Linked DNA regions of Homo sapiens: region 2 is linked to region 1. Evidence: read pairs that join two places in POLR2A ChIA-PET (ENCODE). Cell type or tissue: HCT116. All regions are shown on one strand. Each heading gives the region's core, and the rest is flanking DNA. Links, peaks and the distances in the headings are about the cores only.

Evidence for each region. ChIA-PET counts read pairs that join two places held together with the same protein. Peaks named below come from ENCODE experiments on the same cell type or tissue, not always from the same donor. Only the 100,000 strongest peaks of a DNase experiment are listed, where the experiment ranks them.
Region 2: POLR2A ChIA-PET joins it to region 1 with 5 read pairs; 4 of 35 experiments call an interaction of 5 or more read pairs at or near these places.

What each region holds. Positions count from the first base shown.
Region 1 is chr6:150,291,066-150,295,457 of GRCh38, reverse strand. LOC105378054 (a long non-coding RNA gene) reads right to left here. Exons shown (of 3, transcript XR_943109.3): 2 at 591-678. Among named protein-coding and RNA genes, the nearest start is that of IYD, 76 kb to the left of the region's middle. In HCT116, for the core only: no CTCF peak of the experiment used is centred there; a DNase peak (open chromatin) is centred at 1,797.
Region 2 is chr6:150,131,184-150,135,575 of GRCh38, reverse strand. No RefSeq gene overlaps it. Among named protein-coding and RNA genes, the nearest start is that of PPP1R14C, 9.7 kb to the left of the region's middle. In HCT116, for the core only: no CTCF peak of the experiment used is centred there; no DNase peak of the experiment used is centred there.

The sequences.
Region 1 (4,392 bases), core at 293-4,292:
CCCAGGCTGGCGTGCAGCAGTGCCATCTCGGCTCACTGCAATCTCTATCTCCCAGGTTTGAGCGATTCTCCTGCCTCAGCCTCCCACATAGCTGAGATTACAGGCATGCATGACAATACCTGGCTAATTTTTGTATTTTCAGTAGAGATGGGGTTTCGCCATCTTGGCCAGGCTGGTCTCGAACTCCTGACCTCGGTGATCCTCCCGCCTCAGCCTCCCAAAGTGCTGGGATTACAGGCATGAGCCACTGCGCCTGGCCTCAGACAACAGACCCTATTAAACAGCCCTTCCCATAGCTGGGCTCCAACCAATGTCATTCCTTCCTCCCTTTGTCTCTTCAGACTTGGAGGAGGTCGAAGCAGATGGGCTACATTATTTGCAGGGCCCAAGGCCAAAATGAAATGCAAAAACCCTTGTTCAAAAAGTATTCGAGATTTCAAGAATGTGACAGCAGAGGGTTAAACGAAGCACGGGGACTCTCTGAGCACTGACAGGTGACTGCACAGGCTGCACTCTCAGGCTTAGTGCTAGTGCTACTCCCCTCCCTGGGGCACCTCCACCCCTGGGGAACCCCATAGCCCTGCCCAGACCTGTGTAGATCATCTCATCTTTAAACTTGGCCCACTTATCTTGTGGAAGATGCCATCTTCCTGCTGGGACTCTGGCTGATATAAATACCTGTGAGCAAAAAGAAAAATTCTTCAAGATAAAACAGTCACAGCATAAAGAAAATCAAGTGGAAACACTGGGCCCCTTTGAAGCTACTATTATTAGTCATAATAATAACATCAGTAGAGTGATCTACCATCTACAATGGACTTTTATGCATGTTTGATCTTCATGGAAAATCTTATGGAGTAGGCAGGGTATTATGGGAAAAATAAAAAAACACTAAAGTCTCCTTATGGGGTAGATAACGGGGGAAAAGGCAGAGGAAACTGTGCAAGTCACACTCAGGCTGAGCATGACCCTGTCTTGGATGGAGCATGTCCTCCGTTCTGCATCTCTCTGGGGAGCCCTTTGGAAAGAAGAACGGGGTAGAGCAAATGCGTCCCCAAGGATCCAGGCACAGGGCCTCTGTCCCACTCGTGAGGGAAATAGACAGTGGTATGGACTGGGCAGGGCCCACTCCATGGGCTGCCAGAGAGCTAAGGTCCCTTAGCTTGGGGCCTGTGGCCAAAGCAAGGCCTTCTCTGTCCCTGACACTCTGCCTCCCAGGTAATGGAGGTGAGGCTTTCTCACACCTCTGATGACACCACACTCTCCTCAACCAAATAGTGGACCCCAAAGCCTTTTGCAATAATTAAGGGAGATGAGTGAAAGAGGTATGGGGTTGCCTGGCACCTGTATAAGCAACATTTCCTGCCTGAGTGAGCATTGGTGAGTAATGAGACTGGAAAATCTCAGTATTGGAGGATAACTTCCACTGTGTAGGCTGGCCAGGTCCCTTCCACCCACAATGCTAAGCATCCAGGGAGATGCTTAGACAGGATAAGGAGAAACAGAAGTGGCCACTCAGGGTTTCAGTAGCTCTTGTCTCTCCTTGTTTTACATGAGCTTCCTTTTGCTCTGTTAAAAAAAAATACTGTTGGCTTTAGATTTTTTTCTACAGAACTAAGGTGTGATGCTTGGGATTCAGGGCTTTCTGTGATTTTTCAGAATCCTGTAACCAGTATTATCAAGCTCAACCCACTGTTACCACTGAGGACAGCTGACATAAGCCCTTCCAGAAAGAGAGTCAGATGGCACCAGGCATGGAAATGAGGCCTAAGGTTTCTGTCATCGTGATATCAACCCAGCATGACTCAACATCACATCAGCCTGCCCTGCTGACTTCCGAGCTGGAATTAGGAAGTAGTTGTAAAAATTGTTTCCTTCCCCAAAGAATACACTCCCCTTACCACCCCCAGAGATATGAATAAACTCTATGTAAACAGCATCCACAAAGTCAGGAGGACTTGGGATACACTTAATGTTAACTACATTTTCAAATAATACACTGGATATATATTCATGGGAAGTACTGGATATATATTCATCTGAAGTACTCCACTGTATCTAACTATTCATCTGAAATAGCACAATAAATACACTATGAAGTATCCAAAAAGTCTGGAAATGGGGAAAAGAGCATATTAACAGTGTCAACCAACATACTGCTTAGGAATCAGCTGACCCCATTGTGTTAGGCCACTTTGCGTTGCTATAAAGGAATACCCAAGACTGGGTAACTTAATGAAGAAAAGAGGTTTATCTGGCTCATAGTTCTGCAGGCTGTACAGGAAGCCTATGGAAGAGTTGCCCATTCTTCTTTCCAGAGGACTCCATAGAGGGATGTGGAATGGATGACATTTCATAACCTGACAGGCTCCATCCAAGACAAAGTCACAGCAAAGCCTGAGTGCAGCTTGCACACATTCCTCCACTGTTCCCACCATTATCTCTCCCCTAAGGAAACTTTATTGCTGGCACCTGCTTCTGTTGAGAGCCTCAGAAAGCTTAAAATCATGGCAGAAGGTGAAGAGGAGCCAGTGTGTCACATGGCAGGAGAGGGAGCAAGAGAGAAGGAGGAGGTGCAGGCTCTTTTAAACAACCAGATCTCACATGGAGTGATAGAGAACTCACTCGTTATCGTGAGGACGGCCCCCAGACATTCATGAGGGATATGCCCCCATGACCCAAACATCTCCCACTAGGCCCCACCTTCAACACTGGGGATCACATTTCAACATGAGATTTAGAGGGGACCAACAACCAAATTATAACCCCTGCGTTTCCTGATGGGGAAACACCTTGTAGATTGCACACAAACCATAAGATCCAGCGTTTCTCAAGGGCCTACTGTGTGTGAAATCCTATTAGTTGCTTTATGGATGTTACTCCGTCTTCACACAAGAAGCTGAGTCATGCACCTGTAGTCCCAGCTACTCAGGAGCTGACGCAGGAGGATCACTTGAGCCCGCCTGAGGCTACAGTGAGCTATGATAATGCTGCTGTACTCTAGCTTGGGCAACAGAGCGATACCTCATCTCTAAAAACTAAAAATAAAAAAAATAGAAGAACCTATGAATTGAGGATAGTATGTGATGTGGTTTGGCTGTGTCCCCACCCAAATCTCACCTTGAATTGTAATAATCCCCATATGTCAAGTGTGGGACCAGGTGGAGATAATTGAATCATGGCTGTGGTTCCCCCATACTGTTCTTGTGTTAGTGAAAAAGTCTCACGATAACTGATGGTTTTATAAATGGAAGTCTACCTGCAAAAGCTCTGTTGCCTGCTGCCATGTAAGACGTGACTTTGCTCCTCCTTTGCCTTCCACCATGATTGTGAGGCCTCCCCAGCCACGTGGAACTGTGAGTTCATTAAACTACTTTCCTTTATAAATTACCCAGTCTTAAGTATGTCTTTATTAGCAGCATAAGAACAAACAAGTACGGTATGCTTATCTTGTGGATTAAGAAACTGAGGCTCAACAAAGTACAAGGTTGCAAACTTAAATGCCAGCAGAGACCGCATCATGATTAAAATAAAGGGTACTGCCCTCGATAAAGAATGATCAACGCAATTGTTTCTAGTCGGGAATTCAGGCCCAGTATTGCCAGATCTTTCCATTTTTCTAAAGAAGCCAGAAATCTGGATTCATGCTGAAAACTCTGATATTTAGATGTTAGTTACTGATTAAATTTTTATAAACCCTGCATTGCCCAAGCCAAAAAAAAGTATGCAAAGCAAATTCAGCAGCAGGCCTCTAGTTTGCAGACTCTGAATTAAAGTAAATTGCTCGTGGGCTCACAGGTAGGAAACAGTAATACAAATCAGAAGCCAGGTCCATCAACCTCAGCTGTGTCTTTTCTCTCAGGACACTACAGAAGTAGCTGCACTGAATTAAATGAAAATTTGTTTAAATAATTCAATTTCTTTTTTTTTTTTTTAATTTGAGACAGAGTCTCACTCTATCACCCAGGCTGCAGTGCAGTGGCATGATGTTGACTCACTGCAACCTCCACCTCCTGGGTTCAAGCAATTCTGCCTCAGCCTCCCAGGTAGCTGGAACTACAGGTGTGCACCACCATGCCTGGATAATTTTTATAATTTTAGTAGAGACGGGGTTTCACCATGTTGGCCAGGCTGGTCTCGAACTCCTGAGCTCAGGTGATCCACCTGCCTCGGCCTCCCAAAGTGCTGGGATTGCAGGTGTGAGCCACTGCACCCAGCCTAAATAATTCAACTTCTAAAGCCATTGGTCCAAGCAGCGTGGATTCTTGCTGGAATGTTGAGCAGTGCCAAGCAAGGAGCTGTGGCTGGGTTCTTGGCTCTATGTTGCAAATGCTATCTCTGTCCACCTCTGGATTAAAAACCAACAGAAGGAAAATCAAGAAGCTCCTTACC
Region 2 (4,392 bases), core at 166-4,165, 160 kb after region 1:
AAGTCTACAATACAAATATACAAAAATATAGATCTGTTTCCTCTCTCCCCAATATAGATCCAATCTGGGGGTGGTGGTGATTTTAAATCACAGGAAGTCACACTTTTGCTGTCTACCAAGATGCTCCTGTGGGTTTTACTATGTTTCCATAGTAAACAAAAGGACAATAGTCACCAATTCCTCCAGGGCCCTACTCATGAGCAGAATCTCAGCCAGATGCAGTGGCTCACACATGTAATCCTAGCACTTTGGGAGGCCAATGTGGGAGGATCACTTGAGCTCAGCAGTTCAAGTACAGCCTGGGCAACATAGCAAGACCTCACTTCTACTAAAAAAAAAAGATTGTTTTTATTATCTGGGCAGGGCGGTACCCGGGAAAATGAGGCTTCGGTGAGCTGTGATTGTGCCACTGCACTGCACTCCAGCCTGGGTGACAAAGTGAGACTCTATCTCAAAAAAAAATAAAAATAAAAATAAAATCTCTAATCACCTTTTCCTCCAGTATTTGGTTTCAGCTTTCAATACCTTGTGAGTTTGAGCCACTCGAAATAGTGGCTGAGGAACCAGGTGTAAAATGAAATGGTAATTCCAGCTCTACTCTCACCTGGCTGTGAGCAGTCATTCTCAGATCTGCAAAAGTTGGAATGATTCTGAAGGCTCCTGCCTAAGGGCATCTGTAGTGAAGGACTAATTTTGCTGTTTTGCAGTTCATTGTGAAGAAGGGCGTGGTCCTAGAGCGCAACATTAATGTGTGGCCTCTGCCTCCTGCAACTCACCATGTGAGTCTACAACACTCAGGCTGGTCTGAGCCCTGTTCTGTGAGACTAGTTTATACCATTGGTCTCATGACAATGTCACATTTCTTTAAAACTTTCTGAATACCTACTCTCCATTTATGAGCTTACCTCACCATGGACCAATTGTAAACCACTCACCAACTGGCAGCAGTTCAGGACGCACTCTCTGGAAAGCACTGTGCTAAAAGTCTCATTGTGTAATTTACAACTGGCAATAACTATAATAACAGCAATAATTGGGCATTGCCCTCCAGCTTGAGAAAATGACACACTGGTTTTAATTTCCTCCTCCAGAAATCTTTTATAAAAATAGCTGATCCCAGTGACCCAGAAAGACGTGAACCTTCTGACCGAGGCTGTGTGGTTTTCCCACCGTTTGCCAGCCATGTGGTCTGGAGGAGTTCTCAAGAATCCTTTGAAATCAACATCCTCGTTCTACTGGGCCTCTTAGGACTGTTGGGGTGGTAGCACTGTATAAAGGTGCTACAATGGCCTCTGTGCCAGGGAACGGGGGCTGGGTATCCATGAAGGGCCTGATATTGCCAGTGTCATTTATCTGGAGATCTAAGAGGCCTTCTGGAAGCTGGAGCTCCTTAGGCACCAACAAGGGGAGGTGGGAGAAGCGACTTTACTGCGCAGCCTCATGATTAGACTCACAGGCAGCCTCATGATTAGACTCACAGGAGATGTCTAGACCCAGCTATGCTTGTGTGCGATCTCCACGAGGAAGTCAGCCCACAGCCAGGGTAAGAAAGTCCTGAGCTGGGCTTATCTGTGAGCAGTTGACCCAGACTGGTAATAGTCAGGGTCTAGTAATACCAAAAGCTGCCCATCACTGACACCTCTTATGTGTCAGCCACTTTATTATAAATGCTAGCTCATTAAATTCTCCCACAACCCTGTGAGGTAATCTACCTGTAGGCTGGTTTTTATATTCACTTGCAAGATAAGGAAACCAAGCTACTAGAAGTTATGTGGCCCCCTAACATTACCCTTAAGTTTTATGAGGAGTGGAGATGGGACCTTATTTTTAATCTGCTGGCCTAGTTGTTTGTAAAATCTTACTTATATGTTTCAGCCCCCTCTCAGTTCTGGGGCAGGGTCTTTAGGGCAGGGCTGTGTGTTTATGGCAGGGGTATATGGGCAGGTAGCAACCCCCACCCCCAACCTTCCATTCTAGCTTGGCTTGCTGGAGTCTGGGAACATTGTAGGAGAGCATCAGGGGACAGAGAGCCTCAAAAGGAACATGGGCCCTCCCCTCACAAAGATTGCTATTTCAGTTCCAATTCTGGACTTGCCAAATATTGTTCTAACTAATGAAGGCGGTTTTTCCTTTCCCTTTCTCTGCTTTAAGAACTAAAACCCTCTACAATTAATTGGTGATACTAGATGGCGTCTGGCAGATGTTCAGTACCATGTCCCTTGTCACATGGGCCCACCCAGACCTATTAAGTCAAAGTCTCTGGGGATCTGGCCTGGGCACTGGTGTTATTTAAAAGTTCCTAGAAGGCTGGGTGGGGTGGCTCACGCCTGTAATCCCAGCACTTTGGGAGGCCAAGGTGGGTGGATCACGAGGTCAGGAGTTCAAGACCAGCCTGGTCAACATGGTGAAACCCTGTCTCTATTAAAGATACAAAAAAAAAAGAAAAAGAAAAATTACCCGGGCATGGTGTCACACACCTGTAATCCCAGCTACTCGGGAGGCTGAGGCAGGAGAATCACTTGAAACCGGAAGGCGGAGGTTGCAGTGAGCCAAGATTGCGCCGTTCCACCCCAGCCTGGGCAACAGGGCAAGATTCCATCTCAAAATAAATAAATAAATAAATAAATAAACAAACAAATAAATAAATAAAAGTTCCTAGAGTCTGAGCATGGTGGCTCACGCCTGTAATCCCAGTACTTTGGGAGGGCAAGGCAGGCTGATCACCTGAGGTCAGGAGTTCAAGACCAGCCTGGCCAACATGGTGAAACCCCTGTCTCTACTGAAAATACAAAAATTAGCCGGGAGTGGTGGTAGACACCTGTAATCCCAGCTACTTGGGAGGCTGAGGCAGGAGAATCACTTGAACTCAGGAGGCAGAGGTTGCAGTGAGCTGAGATTGTGCCACTGCACTCCAGCCTGAGCAACAGAGCAAGACTCCGTCTCATAAATAAATAAATAAATAAATAAATAAATAAATAAATAAATACATTTTTCTGGGTGATCCCACTGTGCAGATAGAGTGGAGGACAACTGTCCCAGGCCATTTGAGAACAGTCTTAAGGGTGACAAGTGTACTCCACAAGCTCTGCCCTTTTTCCAGACCTCTCTCACTCATTCCCACGCCCAGCTGCTCTCCTCTGGGCTCTGTCCCACAGAAGCCTCAGGCCCAGCAGCAGCCACTCCCCTGCCAGTGCTTTCTCAGTCCCACAGAAACACACTCTTGCATCACTGCGCAGATTTCACTCACCACTTGAAATGGGTAAAGCAATTTGCCAACTATTTTAAAATATTAAGAGAGTCATGACTGTAATCACAGCACTTTGGGAGGCCGAGGCAGGCAGATCACAAGGTCAGGAGATTGAGACCATCCTGGTTAACACGGTGAAACCCCATCTCTACTAAAAAAATACAAAACATTAGCTGGGCGTGGTGGCGGGTGCCTGTAGTCCCAGCTACTCGGGAGGCTGAGGCAGGAGAATGGCGTGAACCCGGGAGGTGGAGCTTGCAGTGAGCCGAGATCGCGCCACTGCACTCCTGCCTGAGAGACAGAGCGAGACTTTGTCTCAAAAAAAAAAAAAAAAGAAAGAAAAAAAATTAAGACTGGACATTGACCGATAGGCAAAAAAAAAATTCTTCATTATAGAATAATAAAGGAATAAGATATTGTTATATAATTGTGTAAATAAGTGAATATCTCATGCCACCAAGAAAGCCTGTTAATTAAAAATAAAAAAAAAACTTAAGAGTACTGTATTAGGCTGTTCTGCATTGCTATAAAGATATACCTGAGGCTGAGTAATTTATACAGAAAAGAGTTTAATTGGCTCACGATTCTGCAGACAGTACAAGAAGCATGCTGCTGGCATCTGCTTCTGGTGAGGGTCTCAGGAAGCTTCCACTCATGGCAGAAGGTGGAGGAGAAGCAGGCACTTCACATGGCAAGAGCCAGAGGGAGAGAGACGAAGGAGGTGCTACACACTTTTAAAAACCAGGTCTAGAGATAACTCACTCGCTATTCCTAGGACAGCACCAAGCCATTCGGGAAGGATCCACCCCCATGACCCAAACACCTCCCACCAGGCCCCACCTCCAACATTGGGATTATATTTCAACATGAGATTTGAAGGGGACAGATATCCAAACAGCAGATGTGCCAAAAACTTGTGTAGAGAATTATGTTGATTCTAGAAATTACAATATGTTGAAAATGTAGAGAATGGAGGTGAGGTGCAGTGGCTCACACCTGTAATCCCAACACTTTGGGAGGCCAAGGTACAGATATCCCTTCAGAAAGTAAAAACTCTGGTAAGTTTCTGAATCTATTGAGCCAAGGAATATGGAGTCTTTCTGAAAAACAGGGTAAGAGTTTAATTTACCTATTATGCTGCTTCT